2 separate regions of the Mus musculus genome follow, and region 1 is linked to region 2. The links are chromatin loops, found by intact Hi-C in ENCODE. Cell type or tissue: left cerebral cortex. All regions are shown on one strand.

What was found. Hi-C counts contacts between places; a loop is a spot of excess contacts. Peaks named below come from ENCODE experiments on the same cell type or tissue, not always from the same donor. Only the 100,000 strongest peaks of a DNase experiment are listed, where the experiment ranks them.
Region 1: it touches region 2 in a loop (4-fold over the local background); 14 of 42 quality-filtered maps call a loop at or near these places.

What each region holds. Positions count from the first base shown.
Region 1 is chr5:68,127,621-68,135,620 of GRCm38, forward strand. The region is part of intron 2 of Grxcr1 (glutaredoxin, cysteine rich 1); the gene reads left to right. Among named protein-coding and RNA genes, the nearest start is that of Grxcr1, 100 kb to the left of the region's middle. In left cerebral cortex, a CTCF peak has its summit at 969; a DNase peak (open chromatin) is centred at 999.
Region 2 is chr5:69,513,406-69,521,405 of GRCm38, forward strand. It overlaps Yipf7 (Yip1 domain family, member 7), which reads right to left. Exons shown (of 6, transcript NM_023784.5): 4 at 7,620-7,765; 5 at 5,788-5,969; 6 at 3,265-3,793. The coding sequence ends at 3,631. Among named protein-coding and RNA genes, the nearest start is that of Yipf7, 25 kb to the right of the region's middle. In left cerebral cortex, a CTCF peak has its summit at 7,718 (motif pointing left); a DNase peak (open chromatin) is centred at 7,689.

The DNA of each region.
Region 1 (8,000 bases), 1.4 Mb before region 2:
TAAATAAAGTTTCATCCTTACTGTCATTCCATCTGGGAGTGAATGAGTTGCTTGTGTGCCTGTGTGTGGGCATGCCTGTGTTTACAAATGTATGAATGTGTGCGTGTGAAGGCCAGATGTCAATGTTGGATGTCATTCCTTAGCCACTGTCCATCTTTAAGAAAGGGTCTCTCCTTTACCTGAAAATCACAAAGTAGGCTGGGTTGACTAGTAATCAATGCCCAGGAATCTGCCTCTGTTGTACTATTGTTTGTACACACACACACACACACACACACACACACACACACATCCCTCTGGGTTTGTTTTTATAGTTTAAGGGATCCCACAAGGAGATGGCATGTGAGGGAATCACAGCATAGCTCTGTGGGCTATGGCTCAAGGGTTCATGGGTTCATAAGTCTTGGGTTCATGGCTTCTCAGTGTTCTTCTTGTTGTGTTTTTATGCAGAAGGCTAATCCTGCATTTGCACTTTCCAAGTGATTTCTCAGTCTTTCACTCATAATCTTCCCCATCTTATGAACTTTATGAACATCTGTGCCATATACATAAAAATATTGCAGTGTTTTATTTAGTCCTTCCTACCTAGCATCATGTTTCTTCATCCAAGGCAAAAACAGTACCAATGATTCCTCATTGTCAGACATTAATATTTCAAGCTATGGTTCACTTCATAGATAATTCTGGATATAAAATATTGCTGCTGTGGAATTGTGTTCTCAGAACAACACAGAACAGATAAGAACACAAAAGCTGTTCAGCAATGCATTTCAAAGTCTCTGCTTTGGACAATTTTCACAAGATAATTTTGTTATAATTGTAAACATATTTTTACATATATGTTTTCAAATGTAGAGATGGTTCATTTAAGGTGCTTCTTTTGTTTAGAGAGAAAAGAAAGGCTGAGTAATTTTTCTTTCTATTGTTTTAGACTTTGCCAGAAAAAGTTATCATCACTACTAACCATTGACCACTAGGCAGCGCTAGGTTCCCATCGTTGCTCAGGAAAACCATGCATGGGGCAGACAGCTGAGCATTGGGGAAAAGCCACAGGTTGTATGAGTCTTGTTAAACCGAGAGTGCATTAGAACCTGAATGAGAATTCATAGTATAGGTATGCTGCTCTTCGCATTAATAAAATGAATTAGTAAATCAGGCAATGACACTTCAAATGTTTGATGATCTTTCTCATTTAAGGAGAGGAAGAACAATTATACCTCTGATAATTTAATCAATTAAACAGAACATCATCTTTGAAGAATTAGAAGAGTTGTCGATAGGATTATAAGATCAAGAATTTTACAACCATATCATGACAAAATTTTATTGACTGTGAGGACCCTGAGTTGCTTCAAAGCAAACTATGGTACTGGGGAGTGATGCAGACAAAGGCTTTAACTGGTACCTCCAGCCTAAAGCAGATGCAGACGCCTGAACTATGAAACTGCTCAGGCCTTTAGATTTCTTTATCATGCTGCTTTATCCAAGAGAAATTTTTTAATAAGTCAAGAGTATATAGTTTTTGTTGTTGTTTGTTTGATTTTGCTTTTTGCCTAATGTTTGTTGCATTCAAAGTATGCAGGTAAATCACACATTTAAAATTATGTTTTTAAGGATGAAATTTAGGGGTCAAAATGATTTCCTTAGAGGAAAAATTACTAAGAAAGAGAAGTAGAAAATTTGGTGAATAAATCTTGATTTAGATGGAGCACCATAGAAACCCATTACTTACATAGAGTTATAGTCCTCTGTCCTCATGACTTGCGGTTTGCCCTGCTGTGGCTAATCCTGTCTGATTAAAAGTACACATTATGGCAGGGTAGAAATAGCTTTGGTTACAAAATGACAGGGAACAAAGCAAAGCCATAAATTTCAACATCCAGTGTGATTTTATGACCTTAATAAGTCATCTTTAACTTTGACTTAAAGTTGCTTGGAGAATAAATCATCCTAGATTTTCTAACTTGTGTTTTTAATGTGTGGGAAGAAATTTTGATGTATAAATATTCTGTGCATTTTGAAGATGTACTATATAATTCTAGTAAGCCTATAGATTTGTGTGTGTGTGTGTGTGTGTGTGTGTGTGTGTGATCAAGTTTTATTTTTTTGTCCCAAAATTGTAGTCAAATAATCCTTTCCTTGTGAATTTATAAAGCAAACTCAGAAATACTGCATGTAGATTTATTATAGAGAGCTAGCATCCTTAATTATGATGTTATAAAGATGACTCTGTGATATATGTACACAATTGCAATTACCAAAGTTGCCAAAATAATATGTTGCTTGTATAAAAGTATAATCGTCAGTAAATACCACAAATTTTAAGCCAGTGCATTAGTGGACTGTCAGTAGATTACAATGTGGATATATAGGCTTGCATCTCTGCCTTACCATAATATGAACATCTTTCGTCACAATCTCTTAAATCATAAGTGTGTTATGTCTTCCTGAATGTTGTTTATATCTCTTCCTTTACCTTAATCCTACACAGATTAACTTAGACTCCTGTTGTGGGTAGCCAGTTTTTTGTCTCAACTGTCTTGTATGTCATTTATACCTTAAATGATATGCATGTACAAGCACTCTATATTAACAGGAAATGATCATCCATAGGTCCAGTGCCTTTTATGTAGATAATGTCATGTAATAGACTTAAATTATATTTATTCTTCTTTTCTGCCATTTATGAGAAATTTAAAATATTTGAAGTTTACTTCATACACAAAACAGGTTGGCAAATTCTGATTTTGTTGGGCCTAAATCATATATACTCACACAGGTTGTGCCCTGACTTGCCCAGTCTGGCATGGCCACATAAGGGACAGTATGACATGGTTTCTTGTCCCTGGAACAGAGACAGCAGGGTGTGGGCCCCCACAATGTTGTTGGTTGCTGTGGTGTAAGGCTTGTCTGTGTAACAGTGTCTGTATTTTGTTCATGTTCCTCCAAGTATGACCTCTCTGGCGAGGTTAATAACTCTGTGATAATCAGAGATCGGGGAGGTGAGAGCATGTCTATGTCTCAGCAAAATGGTGGCATACTGTGACCTTCAGGATAGCCCTTAAGGCTGTGAGAAGGAATGCTGAAAACATGAGTTCAAAAATATTCAATTTCTCAACTGTGCAAAATATAAGGATGCAATATGAATTGTATAAGGGGCTTCACAGATTTGAAGGAACATAGGCAGCTGCACTATGAGCCACCTTGTCATAAAGATATAAAACCATGCACATTTAAATGCAGGCAGGTTCCTGAGTTCAAGGTCAGCCTGTGCATTCTGAGTCTGGGACTTGCTCAAAAGATGTGGCAGCCCCTCTCAGGCTTCAGTAGCTCCTAGAAGAAACAACGTGATCGTAAGGAGGCTGGATGTGCATCTGTGACCTTTCTATCATTCTATACCTTATTTTTTGAGACAGGGTCTTTAACTTAGCCTAGCACTTACAAATTGGCTAGATCTGCTAGCCAGTGAGTTCTGGAGATCTGTTTCATTCAACTCTGCCAACACTAAGGTAAGAAGTGTATAATACTACTTTGCTTTTTTGTTATGGAGCAAAAGTAGGTTTATTAATGAACAGTCACGTTGAAGGGATTCCAGGAGACTCATACCCATGTGCACCTTCTTCCTGTAGTTCTGGGGACCTAATCTTAGTTCTTTAGTCATTATGACACCAGGACCTCACCAAGTAGAGATTTCCCCCATTATCCCAAACTCTCATTTTAAAGTAGAAGAGGTTAACAGATATTTTAGAGCTCGCATTTACTTAATATGCTGTAACAGGTACCCTGGCGAATATTTTTCACACAAGAACTTACTGGGTCCTGAAGTGGATATTTCTGGTTTCTTTGGAGAAACTACACACACACACACACACACACACACACACACACACACACACATTACCTGCCTAGGAATGGTGATGCTCACAGTGGGCTAATTCCTCCTTATCAATTAGCAATCATGGTACACCTCACAGACATGCCAACTGTATTAGAGTTTTCTAGAGTCACAGAACTTATATAATGTCTCTCTATATTAGGGGAATTTATTGTAATGATTTACAGTTTGCAGTTCAACTAACCCAACAATTGATAGCTGTGAGTGGGAAGTTCAAAACCTAGTCATTGCTTGGTCCCACAGGCTAGTTGTTTCATCAGGTCTTCCATAGAAGTAGGTCCCAACAGATGTGCTGGCAAGTCAGTGCAAGTAGTCTTCCTTCTTCCAGTGTCTTTATGTCTTTATGTTTTTATGTAGGACTCCAACAGAAAGTATGGCCCAGATTAAAGGTATGTACCACTCCTGGATCTAGAACTTGCTTTGTGTCCTAGACTGACCTTGAAATCAGAGATCTGCTTGCCTCAGTCTCCTGGAATTAACATCTTCTACTTTGCCTGGGTCCAAGCTTTTCATGGCCACTATGCCTCAAGATCTCCATGTCAAGATCTGGGCACAGAAGCCTGTGTCTTCCAACCTCAAGAACTGGATAACAGGTTGCTGCAGACCCTCTGGGTCCCTTTTGTCTGCGTGGACAGGTCTCTGGGTGCAGATGGGCAAGGAGTCGGCGGGAATGACAGACAGATGCACACAGGAAATTGTGTAGAATCTGAATGTAATGTTACAAAGTGAACACCAGTCTTATATAGCTCAGAAAATAAAAGGGGTAGGAAGTCACAGCGGGCAAAGTACATTGAAGTTACCTGACACCAAACAAAGGAATGACTACAAAGGGACTTACAGGAACCAGGTAAATGTTTACAGTAAAGATAAAGCAGTCCTGCCTAGGGTCAGCTTAATGACAGGTAGGATTTCACACCCTTAGTCAGAATTTTGGCTACTCCTTTGAGCCTTGTGATGGCTAGCACTAGGGGGTTCTGCTCTTAGCAGATCTTCTCATGAATAATGCAATACCACAACCCCCCTATTTCCTAGACCTTGATAAATTCTTATATCTTGGCTGTTCTTTTAAGTATCTGGAGAATCTCCATTTGTCAGAAGAATTCACCAACTTGCTTCTAATATGCAATGTAACCTGTACTGAAGATTTCTATCTCAGTGGGATTCCCTAGCTCTTTCATGGTATTCCCTTGTTTGAGATTGGCTACTATACTTAGTCAACACTCTGCAGACCAGCCCTGAGCTGCTGTCTCCATCTTTTGTATTGCTTAATTAGTTTCACTGTCTCTACCAAGCTCCTCGGCTTCAAGCATTTTCTAGGACTTTGGAACACTGGCGAAGGCTTAGCTTTGTCAGAATTCAATCTTAAAAGGCACTTATAATAAAATAGTACTAAAAGAGAGCATGTGGATCCATACACTAGACTAACGCAGGGATAGGGTGTGAGTATACGGGTTATGAGAATGCCAAAGCTCCAGGAGGTGAGTTCCTTTTGAAACTCTATGCCTCGTGAGTGCTCCCAGGCTTCTCAGCCTGTCAAGCAGACTTCACTGGAGTGTGCTTGGCAACAGGTGTGCTTTCCATTTCTGAATTGTTGCTCATTCCAGATGTAGTCATGTTGACAACCAGGAATAGCCATCATACCAAACAAAGAGACTGAACTAGGCAATTTCTAGCCTTTCAGAGTATGCTAGGCTGTACCATGTTGACAGCTAATCATTAACTAAAACATATGAGTTCTGGAAATCCACTGTGTTTGTCATACTTGCATATGAAGCACTTAACAACTGAGCAATCTTTCCAACCCCCTCATTTTTCTTTTCTAATCTTCTCCATTTTGATGACTTTATATCAAAACATTGAATTTTCTCAATTTAGCACTCTTTAATGTGTTTGTGATGTGGTCTTTAAAAATCATAATTTCCGTATCTGCCCTTTTCATATACACTGAAGTAGTCTTCACACTCTACCCAGTTATGTCCAAAGAGCACATTGTTATATAAATAAAAATGCAGAGATTGACAGAGTAGAAGTTCCAGGACAAGTTTACATTTATATTAAGAATGGAATCTCTTTTTTAAATTTACATACCAAACACTGCCTCCCCTGTCCCCCCATCTGGTAGAACTCCATCCATCCCTGCTACCCTTATCTCCCCTAGGTATCCCCCAACCCTGGTGCACCAAATCTCTTCAAGATTAGGAGTAACCCTACAGAATCTCTTTATATATGGAGAAACCATGGAGAAATGAAGAGAAGTTGTTTGTTGCTATTGTTTTGTTGTTCTTTTACAAAGTACATCCAGTAAAAAGAAGCATAGTTTAGATCTTGGGCTAGGATTACAGGCTCTGGCTAAGAAAATCCCAACCCACAAAACTGGAGCCCTTTTCTGTTAACCTTCCTCAGACTATATACTCGATGACCTCCCCAAAATGTAGGCTGTGTGTCTTAGGGCATACTTTCATATAAATGGCTGGGAGAGGGACTAGAATCTCTGTGGCTCAACTGACCCATCTTTCTGTGAGGGAATATCAAGCACTTGGTGATGCGCTCTTGCAAACAGTGCAGCTGACTTCATGAATATAGTGGCTGTTTTACTCAAAGGACTATGCTCTGCATGCTAGCCTTTGAGATCCCAGTTGCAAACCTAGTGTGAAATATTTATTGCCCTTATAAAAGGTGATGGACCCTGTAGGCTTAGACTTTTCAAAACCAACTTTAATAAGGGTTCTTAAATGGTTCAACCTCCCCTCTTGCCCACCTGTCAGAGGCAGGGAAAAAAAAACGTTAATAGGAAACAGATTGTGGACCTGTTTAGAAGTAGTTCTACTTTCTTATTTTTTTTTTTGTTTTTGTTTTATGTATGGTCATCTTTGTTTTCTTTTTATTATTGGATTTTCCTTGGGGGGTGGGGAGGTAAAGCTCATCACATCTTAGTGATCTGAATGATCTCAAACTTTGTTTGTAAACTTCTTCCTCTCTTCCTCCCCAACTCATATTTATAACACACAAAAATATTCCTGTCACTTATTTCATTTGTGTGTGGGGGGGAGAAAGATGGAGAGGAAGAGGGAGATAGGAAGGGAGGGAGGGAGAGAGAGAGAGAGAGAGAGAGAGAGAGAGAGAGAGAGAGAGAGAGAAAGAATAGATTTATTTTATCAAGGTGGAGTCTCCTGTAGCCCAGGCTAGACTTGAACTTGTTATGTCACTGAGGATGATCCTCCTGCCTCCACCTTGACTGCAGGGACTACAGGCACGTGCCAAGCCCCTCAGCCAAGCTGGCTGTAATTTGAGATTTTTTCATTGTTGGAAAGAATGCAGCTTAAAATGCTAAATTTGAGTATCAGTGGCATTTACATGGTGAGGAAAGGTAATTGAATTACGTGCCATTTTCTTGAAGGTGAACTGATTTCATCTGAACTCGTAAAAAAATACAAATCCTTACCAGACATGGTGGTCTACACCTATAATCCCAGGTGCTCTGCAGGTGGAGACAGAGCCATCTTGAATCTGACACCATGTTGGTTTGTTTTATTAAGATGCTGTCTTAAAAACAAGAAAGCACTGATGGTGTTCTTCAGTTGCAGTATGATTATATGGCATGCTCAAGTTCTGGATTTGATCATTAGTATTGACAAGGGGGTTTGCAGTGGGGTTGTGGCATGTCTTAAGGGTACATATGTTTTACAGGCAACTATGAAATGGGTTGCTTATAATTTCTGGACAACTTGTATTATCTGCCTTGTATTTCAGTTGAATGCTTTAGATGCTAAACTAGATGCACAAGGGTTAGGCTTTTTTACCTGCTCCCAGTCCCTATGGATACAGACTATAATCCTAGACATAAAGAGACCATATTGAAGCTTGTGGTTTGTGTTGCATGTTATTTCCACTTCCAGGGCCTTTCCCAAGATCTTTAATTTCTGACACCTAGAGGTTGCATTGGCCTTCAAAAGACTCATTGGCTGCAGTTCAGCATTTGTAGTGTATCATTTAGTTTTACTTCTGTGCTCTTTTTTTGTTTTTGTTGTTTGTTTGTTTTAGAGGTGTTCAATGTTAAGCAATATAAATTATTAATGTTTAATCATCTTTGACAATTCCATATTGT
Region 2 (8,000 bases):
ACAACAAGTATGCAGGGGCTGGACCTAGGCCTCCCCACACAAACGAGCAGATGTGCAGCTTGGTCTTTGTATGGGTTCCCTAACAACTGAGGTGGAGGCTCTCTCTGACTCTGTTGCCTGCTTTTGGAGCCCCTTCTACCAGACTGGACTGTTTGGTCAGAGGGAGAGGCTAGGCTTAGTCTTGTTGGAGATAGATGTCCCAAGATAGGTTGGTACCCAAGCAAGGATTCCCCTTTTCAGAGGCGAAGGAGAGGGGTTATTGAAGGAAGGATCTGTAAGGGTGGGACTAGGAGGAGCAGAAGTAGGGCTTGCAATCGAGATGTAAAGCGAATAAACGAATAATGAAGCTAAAAATCAAAACCAAAAATCAAAAGAAAACTCAACACTTAATTAACTTGTCTACTAATGGATTATTAAACAAACGGCAACAATTCAACTCCTCCGCCATCCTGACTTCCTTTCCACAGGCTTGCATGTGAGCATGCTCATACTTTAGTAATTATCCTGCTTGTTTGCTTACTGTTTATTTGCTTTTCTTGTCTAGTCTTCCCACACTCACCGCTCAGCTTCAGTTGTCTTATTTATCATAGGTATTAATTTCCAATCACTGTGTCAATCTTTCCCTTATTCATTCATTCATTCATTCATTCATTCACCCCATAAATAGAAATAGAAAATTTCAAAGAGCAACGAAAAGTAGTTTTAAAAAACAGAAACAGAAATAAACTTCCAGGAATATTGTTTCTGGGATAAGGAGTTTGGCTTCAACATTTTTATCTTCTGGATGAGGAGAGAGAGCATAGAAGTAAAGAAATGGAGGTATATGAGATTAAACCACTTTAATTACCCTAGTGTGCAACAGAGGAGAGTTAATAGGGTGAGGCTGAGTGGAATGTGTGTTAGTAGAAGAACAACAATGTACAGTCTCAGATGAGGAAGTGGCATGAATACAGAGCTGGATCATATGTAATGTCTGACAGAAGCAAGCCGCAGGTAAACCGAGTAAATATGAGGCTTCAGAGGCGATAAACTGTGTAGTGTGAGAGCAAAAGTGAGAACAGTGAAGAGGGAACTGAAGAGCAGGTGTGACGTTAAGAAGGCAAAGCATGTCACAAGGCCAGGTCATGCCGGCAAGCGCTTTAAAAATTTACTGTGCATCTAATTCATCTGGGATCTTGTTAAAATGCAAACTCAGATTCAGAAGTTCTGGGGCTGGGCCAGAGATTTACAACTCTTAACGGGATTCCAGAGAATGCTATCTGTTATTCCAAGGGCCGGACTTTGACTAGAAAGCATGTGGGTTGTGAAAAAGAGGTTGGGGGAGGGGGGGCTGTAAGTACAAATGAATGTCATAAAAGGGCCTTGGGTTGGCCTGACCATAAATAAATATACATATTCAAAGGCTCTAACATCCTATGTGTATAAAGAAACCTGCTGCAGAGAATGCATAAGGGAAAGAATCAGCGAGTAGACCATTTCCTTTAGCCAGCAGTTCCATGCTGGCTGGGAAAGAGCTTGTGTCAGTCACTTTTTGTAACTTTGGTAAGAGAGCTGAGCAAACAACTTTAGAAAAGAAAAACTTGTTTTGGACTCAAAGTTTGCCCCATCAATTCTATGCCTATGTGGGGTAAGACACAAAGAAAGTCCTAGTGAGGAATATGTGGCAGAGCAGAGAAGTTCACTCCAAACTGACAAACAGGGGGCACAGATTAGAAACATCATTTAAAGGCAAAACCTCTGTGATCTTCTTCTTCCAAGCTGGCCCAATCTCCTGCTTTCTATCTCCTCCCAGCGACATCATCGGATTAAGAATTCACCGATGCATCCGTTCATTGATTATGTCCCTGACCTCATGATCCAATCATGTCTCACTGAAAGTGCAGTCTGAGAAGGAAGCCTGACGCACAAAAGACCTTTGAAGAAACACTTGGTATCCTATCCAAAGAGCTCTTGAGAGACTGTCACATTTAAAACGTATTTTCAGGATAGGCTAAATCAAATATTGCACAAGATGTTGGTGAAAACCAAAAGTGATCAAGACTCCACTTACCACAAAAGTAAAAAGATTCTAAAGAAAAATGAGGAAGGCAGGATAGAAATCAAGGGATTATGAGCTTATCATATCACATAACATATAGGAGATATCATGTGAAAAATCAAATGTAGATATTAAGTGTAAATTGTATAGATACCAGGAGTTCAAGGAAGTCAATACAGATGGAATCTTGGAGTCACTATATTTGAAAGCCATTTAACTGAATTATCACAGGTAATAACTTAATATTAGATTTATGATTTAAAGGTAGAAGAAAGACAAGCCAAGGGGAGAGGGCTAAGAGAATTGGCTATTGGAAATCCATGTGAAAGATATAGGATGAAGTACAACACTAAGCCAGAAACTGGCAAAAAGACCAAGCCAATACCACTTACCAAATGAGATGAAATTGAAAAATACTTGGATGTAGTGTGGCATGTCATAACCCATTTGACAAAGGTTGTCATGGTAACAGGATGAAACTTCCTGCCCAGATGACCAGGAAGAGTAAAAAAATAATAAGGTAGATTCAGATATAAGGCAACCCTTTCAAAAGTTTTTTTTTCTATACAGTAGGCTAGAGAAATAGGTCACACGTGAAATTTTTGAGTTAGGGGGCAGTAGATAATGTTCATGTGCTTTTGAGAATGAAGGTTGAGGGAAGAGAGATGTGGAGAGAAGAAGGCGATAACAGGGAAACAAAGTAGACATCAGTAGAATCTCTCGTACGGTGGGAAGATGCAGTAGTGATCTACATGCTTATGGCTTTCATGAAAATAGGACCAAAATAACAGATACGGGAGGAAGAAAGATTAGAGACTTGAGCAGTAAAGCATTGGTGTTATTTGGTCATCTGAGTAGGAAAACAAATTTCAAACCAAAATGTAGTATAAGGATTAAAGGGCAGTGCTGAGAACTATTTCAAAAACTTCAATAGCATTAATACAAAATGGGTGGAATTTTCTGTAGGTACATTTATCTATTTAGAGAGAATATAGCAAAATTACTTAGGATATATGCAAGGGAGAGATGTAGTAATAGACCCTAGCATTTAGATCAGATGAGAGGGAAGTGAGAATCTGAAAATGTGTTGAGCCAATACATTATCTAAATGACACCGAATAACAGCTGTTAAGGTAAATTAAGGGATTTCTTTGACTCCGGATAGATAAAACCTCTGAACTCTCCAAAGGTGCCAAACTGTAACTTTTAACCACATACAGAGTTATGAAAGTTTTTGAAAAATATTTATTATAGAGTTAATAAATGTTAAGCATAAGATGGTATTTTGCTTACAATTTCTCAGAAGCATGTCTATTGAGAAAAACAGCATTCATCAGCACCAAGACTGTATCTCTTAATATTTCAAAACATTTTAACTGTTTTAATGCTCCAGGCTAAAAAAAAATCAAAACATCATCCCCACCAACAGGCTAGTAGAGAACTATCATTGAGCACTGTCTTGTCTCTCTGCTTAATATTCTCGCAACAGAAATAACACGGAAGTTATCTCACAGGATTTGAATGGAAATGCACTTCCAGAAAAATCTGAAGAGCCAACAGGTAGGATCTTGCAAAGTCACTTCAAGCAGTCTTTAGAAAACGGTCAGAAGGGCAAAGAGTCCATAAAGTAAGGCACAGGGGTAAGCGACAAGAAGCTGCTGTCCTTCCATGGCCAAGGCCGAAATGAAGATCTTAGAAGCTGAGAGACTGCACCAGGTAATGATGAGCAGGGCTGACATGGTTCCTATGGTACCCCTGTAGGAGAGACAAAGATGACAGATGCCTTATGCCTGAAGGGTGGGGGGAGGGGGCTGAATCAGAACTACCTGTGAAGTGCAGGTGGTGCATCTGTTCAGAGCATCAGTCTCCATTTGCAAAGGAGATTGACTACCTGAAGGAGCTTACAGGGCCTCAGGCAGCCAGAAAATATTTTATTCAAATCTGCTGTTCAGGACTGATCTTTTTACACTTTGGTAAATCTAGAATAAGCAAAAGCAGAAGTCGTGGTAATCATCAGTCTCATTTATTGACATTTCCTATTTTATTCCTGTTTCATGTAATGTATTTCTGAGTTTTGTGTATTGTGACTTTGGATTTTAACAAAGTCTAGTGGCTAAACATTTCATTGGTAGCTCTAGCTGGATGTGGTGGCCGCTAACAACGTTGGAGGCAGAACCTAGAGGGAAGAAGTTTGGCCCACCAACCCCTGCAACTTGTTCTCTTTCCTCCAGGCTGAGCAGCTGTCTCTTCCATCACACTTTCCTTATCACCATATCGACCTCTCCACAGAAGAAATTTAGCAAGCCTGTTCTAAACTGAGAGCCAAAACAAATATCTCCTCTTTAAACATGACTTTCTCAAGTACTTCATAACGCTTGTGAGATGCTCACACTCAATTTCCTTTATGATTTCAGGATGAAAAAAAAATGTCTAAACATGTAGTGGTTTTCCAAATCTAATTTACATGAACAGTCTTCTCTTTGTCCCTAGCACCCAAATCATTTAAGATGCTCTAAATACCGAAGACACTGAAAATACTCTTACCAAAAAAGATGGTACACCACAGTGTTATTATTTTGCAAAATCAATCAGACAAAGTTGTCAAACTTCTGTATAGAGCACAGCTCTGTAAGCAGAGCAACCTGCTAGAGCAAACAGTTATACAAAATGCAGTATCTGTCTGTGGCTAGAACTGAGTAAGCATAACTGGTTCTATCTATGCATTCACATTGTCCATTTCCTGTCATATTCTTTTGTTAAATCTGAGTACTCACTGATAAAGCAGTGTTTGGTTCCAGTAATTCTCAAGAGTGTTATAATAAAAAAAGGAGGCCATATCAAGCAAAATGAGCATGTTTAAATCACTCTCAGTAATTTCATAAAGATAACTATTTGGGATAGCAAGAATATCATACGTTTTTGCTTCTTTAACCATATTGTCTTCGAACGAATAGGCTCTCATACGACAATATCCCTTCCAGTGTAGCATTAACAACCTATGTCCTGCATCATCCCAGAAGAAAGCGCAAATTACATCTCCTTTGGCCATGAAAGAATGAGCACAAGGGTAAGGGTTTATTTCTACATGTTTTGTGGACAAGCAGGTAACTTCGAGTTTGTTGCTTGCCATCACTGAGTGCTAGCATTATGCAAGAGCCTTGGGAAAGTGCTGTGGGAAACACCTCTAAGTATCCTTATGGATAGTTTAGAATTGCAAATGCCAGCTGCCTAAATGAAGAAAGAAAAGGCAAAACTTGTATTGACTGAGCCTGTATGCTGTTAAGTTCTCCAGAATTAATATCCTCATCAGGGTTCCTGTGAGTCCTCTGCTGTGAGGAGCCCAGCTGAGAAATAGCAGTTCTTTCTAGCCCAGAAGGCAGATGCCTGGGCACTGAAGTAATTTGTCAGAATTCAGCAGGCATTTACTCTTCCAAAATCAAATAAGTGAATTTCCTTCAGTTGTTATATTACCCATGCCAATAGTTTATATTGAAGAATGTGACAACTTAAAGGTACAAGTTTTAAATATTACATGGTTGGATTTATTTTTTAAACTAGTTAAATAGGAGCAGCTCCCCAGCCAAATTGACCTACTTTCCCACCCCCACCCCCGAATATATGTGTAGCTTTTAATAAGCATAATCCTTCCATTTCCATTGACAAAATGTTAAGAAACCTTCCTGATTTTCCTGGTCTGGCAGGCATGGACAAAGATTGTGCATGCGGGATCATTTAGCACAGACACTTACTGCAGTGAAAAGAAGACTGCACAGCTGGACAAGAGGACCATGGGGAGCAAGCAGTATCCCAGCACACTGGCCACACAGCCATATGACACCCCGGAGTTGCTCATCAAGTTCAGTAAGGCGTGAATCCCAAGGCAGCCAATGGCACTCATGCCGTATACATAACCAAACTGGGCTTTTCCAGCCTGAAGCAACGCAAAGAAAAAAATTAGAAATCAAAACATTTGAAAGTGTACTAGATGCTACTGAATATCATAGTAGATACATCACCAGGTCACTGAGGATTCTGGTTAAAGTATAAAAAACCCACCGCCTATAACAAGAATTATAATCTCCAAAATAAACACCTTGATAACATGTATCTATTACATATAATTAAATTATATATGTGTATTTATATACATATATACAATTTGGGACAGGCTAGTCATGCTACAAAAATAGGAAGTATTGCCAGTGTAGCTTTTTAAACCAAGCATTACCTATAGAGTGTGACAGGAGTGAAACTCTTTTTGCCCCATATTTACTGCATAGCTGAATGATTGATGAGAAGAATAAAACATCTACTACAGTCTTAGAAATTTACAGTTAGTATCACTAATAATGTTATTTTAAGAGTTTGTTTCAAATGCTAAGAAAGGTTTAATATTGAAATGGAAAATAAGGTGTCTGGGTTTTTACCTCAAATGTCTAAACCCTACCTAGACAATTGATTTTTATTAGTTCATCTTGATCTAAAATGCTTAGTGTTCTTCGATTCAAATGCTAACCAAAGCTCCCTGTAGTTCAGAGGATCAAGTTCCAGACCTCGTAGACTTTGAGTACCAGCTCTACCACTGACCTACATTCCAGTCTTCTTTTATGAGACGGGATCTTGTTAAATAGTTCGGTCTGGTCAGATGCGTGTACTTTATATGCCCATCTCCTCAGGGTTGGAATGACAGGCAAGAGAAGGTACTTAAATAACTCCTACTAGCTTTATGCATCCAAGAGTGATCTTGATGATGACACTAGCACCACTGTCCTTTAAGAGATGGTATTCGTAACATATTCCACAGAGAAACAAACAGTTGTTATATTACAAATGACTTGCAAGAGAAAGATGGGTTAATATACTATATTGATTGTTTCTGACTATTTGATTAATTGCCATGGCCTTACATAGTAGCTGAATCAAGACTAACACATTACTGTAAAAAAGAGAAGGGAGCCCTGAGAATAAGTGGGCACTCTGGTTGACAGGGTTTGAGTTAGACAGTGTTGGCGTTTTATTTGTGCTAAAAGGAGGGAGCTTGTTATCGCTGGCTGTTATATAGGAGGAAAAGAATGTGATCACTGGTCACTCCGAAACTAGATTGCATTCAGTACCCTGACTGGGTAGTATTTTAAATTTAACAAAGGGTAAGAAATCACGTATGTAGTCACACATACTTTTTAAACCACATTTGAAATATATAGCTGCATTAGAAGAAACTACTTGTGTGTGTGTGTGTGTGTGTGTGTGTGTGTGTGTGTGTATAGGGGTCTTCATGTGTGTATGCATTTGTATGTACATATTCATGTATGTGTGCTGAGAGAGGCTGTTTAACTGAGCCTACCTTCTGTATCTAACCATGGAATGGCTGGACTGCTGACTAGGAAGCACCATGGTTCCGAGTACTGGCGTTATTGTCATGTATCTCTATACCTATTTGTTAATGTGATGGGATACAAGGTCATATCCTAAGGCATGAGAAAAAGCAAATTTCTTCTGTTTTTTTTTTTCTAGAGATCTCTTCAAAAGTAGCACTCATAAAGACAAGTCAAGAAATGTCAGTTTGGCTGTCGGAAGATACCATAAGCAATGTGGCTCCCAGAGCCACACAGAAAAGGATGGGTCCTGTGAGATCCGTTTCATTCATGATGCTGCCATCTGCTGGCTTCATTGGGTTTAGCACCGTCAAGGTTTTCTGCCATATGTGATCAAAATTAATTCCAAGTTCTGCGAAAAAATAAATAAAAAGTCAAAGGTACATATAGGAAACAAAGAGTTATATTCCTTCACGGATAGTATATCTATTTTTTCATGGTATCCTAAGAGAATTTACCTAGTTGTTTTCATAATCTAAAGTGTGAGGTATAGTAAGCAAACAATACACTCAAATACTTTAAATTAAAAAAAAAAAATCTGTTAGGAAAATTTTCATCGGGCACATGTAGTAAAATTTTAATTCTAG